Regions from separate parts of the Homo sapiens genome. Here region 1 is linked to region 2. Evidence: read pairs that join two places in POLR2A ChIA-PET (ENCODE). Cell type or tissue: Panc1. All regions are shown on one strand. Links, peaks and the distances in the headings refer to the core of each region. The heading gives the core; the rest is flanking DNA.

Region 1 (4,396 bases), core at 73-4,072, 76 kb before region 2:
ATTCCAAAGGCATCAGCTTTGATTTTAGAGCCTCTTTCTTTCCCTTTCTTCTCATTGTCGTATTTCAGATGGTATGCTACTGAAGAGTGCAGACACATCAGCCTTCTTCCATTCCTTTTTAGGAATTCAAAGAACATGCTAATGTTCCCTAAATTGTGAGCTGCTGCCACGTGAAAAGGGTGATTCTCAATTGCTCCCTCACTGGGATATGAACGTGCTTTGTCCTGCATATGAACAGTAAAGAAAGGTCCTGGGGTTGGGATAGGGCCAGGTTTGGGGAATAAGATTGGCCCCACAATCCTGAGGAGAGGGGCTTGAGGTTTCTAGGTCATCTGCCTGAGGACAGAAAGGTTTTCCCCAACCTCCTATTGCCCAGCATAAAGAACAAGGATCTGGGGTCTTAGAAACCATAGTCAAGCCTCCACAGGGAGATGTGTGACCCAAAAAGGGTGGACTCTGCTGTAAGCGAGCTCCAGGTTGGAGCCTACACCTGGCTCCACCTGGACCTACAGGATGATGGGGCCATACCCAGGAGGAGGGAGAACGGGAAGTGGAGAGAGTCAGGTATCCACTCATGCAATATGGATGGGGTAATGGAACACTGCACTTTACCCTCTGCTGATCCTGCTCCTGGGGCTTCCTGGTGCCAGGAACCACAGGCTCGGCTGCAGGGACATCACTGAAGGACAGTGAGGACCCCTGCCCCTTTTCCTCAGCCCCGCTGACTGCAAGGCCCTTCACCTGGGGGCACAAGGTCGCAGCAAGCCAGAGGAAGAGGTAGGAACTATGGAGCCTGCCATAAGTTCCTGGGGTTGGGGGAAAGGGGAATTTGGCAGTGAGAGGGGACAGGTAGAAGGGGCAAAATCCAGGACCGAAGATAGATGGGAAAGGGCCTATCTCCCCCTTTTTCATGGGGACCAAGGAGCATCCCAGAACACGGAGAGGTTGGAGAAAGACAAGTCAGGCTTTGAGCACCAGGGCCATCTGAGAACTGAACAGCTCGTTTCAACCACATCTCCCATCTCCTCATCGGCCTCTGCCCCTGAGTCCTCTCTGGTCCCTGCCCCGCCGTTCTGATGCTCTGTCTCCAGTCCTCGGGCTTTCTCTCCAACCAGCTGAGCCGGGGAGGATGAGCGTGGGGACACTGGCAGGGCTCGGAGCTCTGAGGAGACTAGACTGAGGGGCTGGGATCAGACTGAAAAGTCCAAGACCCAGAGGAGCTCCAGTTAAAACGGCTCTTTCCGGCTCAAGACCACGTTCCCTGCTTGCTGGGGACCCCATCCCTCTCCTCCGTGTGTGAAAGGATGGCAAAGGCGGAAGTGGAGGGGTCTCTCACTGCCCTGATTCCCCCTCCTGGCTCCCAATTTGGGAAGACAGATCCCGATCTGTCTCGGGACCAGTAGGTGAGGGGCCGGGTCCATCTCCCTTCTCTGATGTGTTCTCTCATGTTTGGCTCTTCTGTGTTTGTGTGTTTTCCTCCATGCGTCCCTCTCCCTGCACCTCATTCTGGTGGCCCCCCTCACAGAGCCGGGAGGAGCGTGTTCTCCGCCATGAAGCTCGGCAAAAACCGGTCTCACAAGGAGGAGCCCCAAAGACCAGGTAGGACAGGTGCCGCGTGAGCCCCGCAGCCCCGCGCCTCGCGGCGCCCTCCCGCCGCTTTCCAGCCCCTGCCCGGCTGCCAAAAGGCCCTCCTGGGATAGGTCGTCCCAGGGCCAGGCCCCACCCAGTGATGCGTGGCCCTCTAGGAAGGAGACGCCCTAGGGCCGAGGGAGGGAAACGGGCAGCGCCCTCTGTCGGGGGTGCCTGGTTACAAGGCTCCTCCCGCCCTCGTTGCTCCCGGTTCTTCCTTCTTCACGCAGAAGCCCAGTGTTTTAATTAGAGCAGAGAATATCCATCAAGAAACGCTGTTTGGCCAACTCCCTATTTCTGGGGGGAAACCGTTGTCCCACTAGTACGGGGTCGGCGGCAGGCCTCGCCCAAGCGCTCTCACCAGGCTGCAGCCTGGCCTTTGGGGAGGTCCTGGGGCCGCTGGAGGGCGCGGCAGGGCCGGGCCTGGGAGGCTGGAGCAGCAGGTGGCACTGGGCCCTCCCGGAGGAGCGACTGGAGAGGGGAAGACAGCTGCTGCAGAGGAGGCGGGAGGCCTGGAGGAAGACAAGGGGAGAAATGGAGAGGACAGGGGAGCTGGGAGGGGGCCATCTTCTCCATCACGGGCCCACCATCGGGGCTCCCGGCTGCCCTCCCCCAGCATCCCCTCTGTGGCCTACTGGCCCTCAGGCTCTCTCCCCCACCCTCTTGCCCCCATGCCAATTCCAGCCGTGCCCTTCACCTTCTTAAATGGAGAGAGTACAGCTGCTGGCTGAGGACCAAACCCAGCATCCTTGGGTGGCTGTTCGGAATCCACATGTCTGCATCTCATTAGATGAATACACACCAATGCATTAGGTTCTGAATTCCATCAGCTGTTTGATATGGATAAGTTACTTCCTAAGCCTTCGTTTCTGTACCTGTGACATGAGAATAACGCCCATCTTGGCAGGGCACAGCTCTAAGGACTAGAGATAGTCATGTAAAGTCCTGGTGTTGTGCCTGGAACAGAGAGTATCCACCCAACAAATGGTAGCTATTTATTGAGAGGTGCAAAAGTATGGATTCTTTATTCCCTACCTTCTTCCATAAGAGATATTCAGTGCCTAAGTAAGTGGTATACAATAAAAGAGCATTCAATTAAAATAAAAAGGCAAGACCAGACATAATGGCCATTCAAATCCAAGATCGGGATTAGGTAGAAAAACACTGCAGTTATTCAGGCCATAATATTCTAAGCGGTAGCAACTAAGTAAACCTCGAATTTAACTCTCAGCTTTCTGGATGCCAGAGTAAAAGGAGAAATGGTCACTATCTCACCATCAGTCAGCCCACCTAACCAGTCTTTCATCTTCCCCAGATGAACCGGCGGTGCTGGAGATGGAAGACCTTGACCATCTGGCCATTCGGCTAGGAGATGGACTGGATCCCGACTCGGTGTCTCTAGCCTCAGTCACAGCTCTCACCACTAATGTCTCCAACAAGCGGTGAGTGGACGGGAGCCCTGCAACCCCAGCTGCCCCCACCCTGTCAGGCAGGACCTGGCTTGCCATGATTGGAATTTGGGTAGGGAAGAATCAGGGCTCATGGACGGCTTCTTCCTAACCTAACCTTACCCTTTTCTGCTTTTCCTTGGGTGTTTTTCTCACCTCTCTCCCTGCAAAAGCAGAGCACAGCAGCTGCAGGCCTGTTCTCAGGTCCTTGAATACCTCCCAGCCCAAGGAAGCCACAGACCTGCCCACCCCATATTTGAACCTATTGACCCCATGTCTGTCTCTCTGTTACTTCTGCCTTTGATTAGTTCTCTGTGTTGAGGCCTCTGAAGACAACTAATCCTCACTATTCTTGGCAGTGCTTGAGTGTTTAAAGACCATGATTCTGTCCCTCTGCCCACTCCCAGGTCTAACCACTGCCAGTGTCCTCCTCCCCAACAAGCAGTCCCCATACCCCAGGCCTGATGGTACATTCTCTTCCTCAGATCTAAGCCAGACATTAAGATGGAGCCAAGTGCTGGGCGGCCCATGGATTACCAGGTAGGTGGGCACCTGGAGGCCTCATGTCTTTCAGACTCTGCTCTAGTGGGGGATTCTAGCCGGATGTGCATTATCCACTATACTGAGGCATGGATCCAGGGGTCATAGAGAACAACAAGCTGAATATAAGTTCCCAAAGTAAGCTTGTTCCTGGGAGGCATTCCTAGAAGTATCATCAGTAGAGAGATACAAACCCAAAGAAAAGCTTGAGAACTCTGCCTATGCTAATCAAAGCCCTTCCAGTATTTCATGTTCAGTATTGGACTTCATAAAGTGAGAAGCACCTAGAAAAACCATAAAGAGACCAAGAACTACAAAAAAGTATTCAAACAGTTAAAATAAGGGCCTTTGAAGAAAGTTTTCCTGGCATGATTTTTAAATTGTTGTTTTGTATTATTTGATTGCTGGAAGTAATGACGATTCTGTTTATCTCTGGATGGTGAGACTGTGAGTGATTTTTTTCTTCTTTTTGCTTCTCTGTATTTTCTGAGATTAACACAACTTTTTTATTTGTGTGCTTCTAAGACCAGAGACAAAAGACTGAGACAAAGAGAGGTTGACAGCTGTAAGAATGTGAATGTGGCCAACAGTGCAGGCAGGACAGGTGATGAGCATGTCTGGTGGCTGCTGGGACACCATCTCTCAGGAAGGGCCCAGGGACCCTCCATTGCTCCAGACCCTCCCTTGGAGGCTAACAGGACTCAGCTATAAATCAGAAGACTGCTGGGCTTTCCTAGGATTGAGTTAGAATGCTGGCTGCTCAGAGGGGACAGGGCTTG
Region 2 (4,396 bases), core at 230-4,229:
GGTGCTTCAGCTCAGGAGACCAGCCCGGGTAGTATGGCAAAACTCTGTCTCTACAAAAAAATATAAAAATTAGCCAGATGTGGTGGTGCACGCCTGTGGTCCCAGCTACTTGGGAGGCTGAGGTGGGAGGATCGCTTGAGCCCAGAAGGTCAAGGCTACAGTGAGCCATGATTGCACCACTGCACACCAGCCTGGGAGATGGAGCAAGATCCTGTCTCAATAATAATAATAATAATAATAATAATAATAATAATAATAATAATAATCATCTGTACAAAGAGAAAGTGGTTTCAGAAGAGTCTTAGAAGGCCTGAGATAAAGCATAGTAGATGGAGTGGAATGGACTCTGCTCAGGGCAAAGCTCTTAACAAGCACCCAGGACCAAACCCCTCAATGTTATCACCTGCTGCAAATCTCCCTGCAAGCTCCCAGAAAGCCTAGAGTGTCCTAGCTGAGCAATTAATGTCCAGGTTCCAACACGAGAACATATCTACTGCAGACTAAGTTGCATTCCTTAACTAAGGACTAAACTCTGGAACAGCATTTGCTGTAAAAATACTACGGTCATGTGCTGCATAGCAACATTTCAGTCCATGATGGACCACATATACGACAGTGGTCCCATAGGATTATAATACGGTATTTTTTTTTTTTGAGACAGAGTCTTGCTCTGTTGCCCAGGCTGGAGTGTAGTGGCTCGATCTCGGCCCACTGCAAGCTCCACCTCCCGGGTTCACGCCATTTTCCTGCCCCAGCCTCCCGGGTAGCTGGGACTACAGGCGCCCATCACTATGCCTGGCTAATTTTTTGTATTTTTAGTAGAGACAGGGTTTCACCGTGTTAGCCAGGATGGTCTCGATATCCTGACCTCGTGATCCACCTGCCTCGGCCTCCCAAAGTGCTGGGATTACAGGCGTGAGCCACCGTGCCCGGCCATAATATGGTATTTTTACTGTGCCTTTTCTGTTTAGATACACAAATACTTAGCACTGCGTTACAACTGCTTACAGTATTCAGTACAGTAGCATTCCGGACAGGTTTGTAGCCTAGGAGCAATTAGTTATATCATATACCCTAGGTGTGTAGTAGGTTATACCATCTAGGTTTGTGTAAGCACATGTTATGATGTTCTCACAACAATGAAATCACCTAACAATGCATTTCTCAGAATATATCCCCATCATTAAGTGATGCATGACTGTATTTCTATTAGATAGCTAATAATTCTACAATTATGACAAAGCTTTTACTTCTAGTTAAAAGTTTATCCCTTGAAAAGACATCAAAATTGGAAGAGTTAAAATTATCTTTGTTCACAGATGACATGATCTTATATGCAGAAAAACTAAAGATTTCACACACAGGAAAACCTGTTAGAACTTAAATTCAGCAAAGTTGCAGGACACAAAATCAAAATTCAAAAATCACACTATTCACAATAGCCAAGAATTGGAATCAACCTAAGTGTCCATCAGCAGATGAATGGATAAAGCAAATGTGGTACCTATACACAAGGGAGTACTATTCAGCCATAAAAGAGAATGAGATCCTGTCATTTGCAACGACGTGGATGGAATTGAAAGGCATTACGTTAAATGAAATAAGCCAGGCACAAAAATTCAAACTTTGCATGTTCTCACTCATTTGTGGGAGCTAAAAATTAAAACAATTGAACTCGTGGAGATAGAAAGTAGAATGATAGTTAGCAGAGACTGAGAAGGGTAGTGTGGAGGGTCAGGGAGGAATGGGGATGGTTAATAGGCACAAAAATATAGTTAGAATGAATAAGATCTAGTATTTGACAGCATAACAGCGTGACTAAGGTCAGCTAGATTTATTGTACATTTTAAAATAACTAAAAGAGTATAACTGGAATGTTTGCAACACAAAGAAATGATACATGCTTGAAGTGATGGATACCCCATTTACCCCAATGTGATTATCACACATTGTATGGCTGTATCAAAATATCTTATATACCCCATAAATATATACACCTACCCATAAAATTTTTTAATTTTAAATTTAAAAAAAAAGCTCAGGTGCGGTGGCTCACAACTGTAATCCCAACACTTTGGAAGGTGGAGGTGGGTGGGTAATTTGAGGTCAGGAGTTTGAGACCAGACTTGGCAACGTGGTGAAATCCCATCTCTACTAAAAACACAAAAATTAGCTGGGCATGGTGATGTGCGCTTTAATCCCAGCTACTTGGGAGGCTGAGGCAGGAGGATCACTTGAGCCCAGGAGGTGGAGGTTGCAGTGAGCCAAGATCAGTCTACTGCACTCCAGCCTGGGTGACAGAGCGAGACTCTGTCTCAAAAAAATTAAATTAAATTAAATGTTTAAAAAATTTTAAATCAGTTGCATTCTTATATGCAAATAATGACCAATCCAAAATAGAAATTAAGAAAATAATCCATTTACTATAGCACCAAAAAGAATGAAATACTTAGGAATAAACTTAACAAAGTAGGCAAAAGCCTTGTACACTGAAAACTGTAAAACATTACTAAAAGAAATCAGAGAAGATATAAACAAATGGAAGATATCCTGTGCTTATGAACTGGATGACTCAATATTGTTAAAAATGTCCATACTATACAAAGTGATCTATAGATTCAGTGCAGTCCTTAACAAAATCCCAACATCATTTTTTGTGGAAATAGGAAAACCATCCTAAAATTTGTAAAATTCAGAATCTCAAGAGACTCCAAATTGCCAAAATAGTCTTGAGAAAAGAACAAAGTTGGAGGCCCCACATTTCCTGGTTTCAAAACATACTACAGGCTGGGCGCAGTGGCTCCTATCTGTAATCCCAGCATTTTGGGAGGCTGAGGTAGGTGGGTCACCTGAGGTCAGGAGTTCGAGACTAGCCTGGCCAAAATTGTGAAACTCCATCTCTACTAAAAATGCAAAAATTAGCCAGGCATGGTGGTGCATGCCTGTAGTCTCAGCTTCTCGGGAGGCTGAGGCAGAAGAATTGCTCTAACCCTAGAGACGGAGGTTGCAGTGAGCCGAGATCAAACCACTGCACTCCAGCCTGGGCGACAGAGCAAGACTCAGTCTCAAAAAAAAAAAAAATAAACAAAAACAAAACTGCAAAGAGCAACAGGAATTAAAGAATGTTGTACTGACATAAAAATAGATATATAGACCAAGGGAACTAGAGAGCCCAGAAATAAACCCCTACATATATGACCAAATGGCTTTGACAAGGGTCAAAATGATAAATGAATGATACATAAACCCCTGCATCTATGGTCAAATGACTTTTGACAAGACTATACAGTGGAGAAAGGATAGTCTCTTCAACAAATGATGTTGAGAAAACTGGATATTCACAGGCAAAAGAATGAAGTTGGGTCCTTACCTTATACCATATACAAAAATAACTCAAAATCGATTAAAGACCTAAAACTATTAAACTCCTAGAAGAAAATATAGAGGACAAGCTTTCTGCACATTGGATTTGGCCATAATTTCTTGGATATCACACCAAAATCCCAGGCAGCAAAATCAAAAATAGACAAACGGGGCTGCACCAAACTCAAAAATGTTTGCACATCAAAAAAAAAATCAAGACTAAGAAGGCAATATACGGAATAGGAAATCATAATTGAAAATCATATATCTGATAAGGGGTTAATGTCCAAAATACATAAAGAACTTCTATAACTCAAAAACAACCCAATTTAAAAATAAGCAAAGGATTTAAATAGACATTTCTCCAAAGATGATATACAAGTGACCAATAAACACATGAAAAACATGCACAACATCTCTAATCGTTACGGAAATGCAAATCCAAACCATAATGAGATATCGCCTCACACCATCAACACGGAAGCTATCAAAAAAACAGGATGTAAGTGTTAGTGAGAATACAGAGAAGTTAGAACCCTTGTGTACTGTTGGTGGGAATGTAAAATGGTGCAATCATTATAAAAAACAGTATGGAGGTTCCTAAGAAAATTAAAAATAGAATTACCATATGACCCAGCCATCCTGCTTTTAAGTATACATCCAAATAATTCAAAGAAGTATCTCAAAGAGATACGTGTATACCCATGTTCATAGCAGCATTACTCACAAAAGCCAAAACGTGAAATCCAACCCAAATGTCCATTCACAGGAGAATGTATAAAACAAGATGTGGTATATATATGCAATGAAATACTACGCAGCCTTAAAAAGGAAGGCAGTCCTGTCACGTGCTACAACGAAGTCCATCTATACTAAGCCAAATATGCTAGTCACAAAAGGACAAATGCTGTATGATTTCACTCACAGGAAGTATCTAATAGAGTAGTCAAAATCACAGAAACAGAAAGTAGAAAGGTGATTACCAAGGTCTAGGGGGAAGTGGAAGAGGGAATTGGTGTCTAAGGGGCATAGA

Evidence for each region. Peaks named below come from ENCODE experiments on the same cell type or tissue, not always from the same donor. Only the 100,000 strongest peaks of a DNase experiment are listed, where the experiment ranks them.
Region 1: POLR2A ChIA-PET joins it to region 2 with 8 read pairs; 3 of 35 experiments call an interaction of 5 or more read pairs at or near these places.

Annotation. Positions count from the first base shown.
Region 1 is chr2:26,500,975-26,505,370 of GRCh38, reverse strand. It overlaps OTOF (otoferlin), which reads left to right. Exons shown (of 47, transcript NM_194248.3): 6 at 1,526-1,599; 7 at 2,945-3,071; 8 at 3,563-3,617. Among named protein-coding and RNA genes, the nearest start is that of OTOF, 56 kb to the left of the region's middle. RefSeq lists a silencer at 1,532-1,661. In Panc1, for the core only: a CTCF peak has its summit at 1,807 (motif pointing left); a DNase peak (open chromatin) is centred at 1,810; H3K4me3 peaks cover 1,002 bases; H3K27ac peaks cover 549 bases; H3K27me3 peaks cover 649 bases.
Region 2 is chr2:26,425,056-26,429,451 of GRCh38, reverse strand. The region is part of intron 4 of DRC1 (dynein regulatory complex subunit 1); the gene reads right to left. Among named protein-coding and RNA genes, the nearest start is that of DRC1, 25 kb to the right of the region's middle. In Panc1, for the core only: no CTCF peak of the experiment used is centred there; no DNase peak of the experiment used is centred there.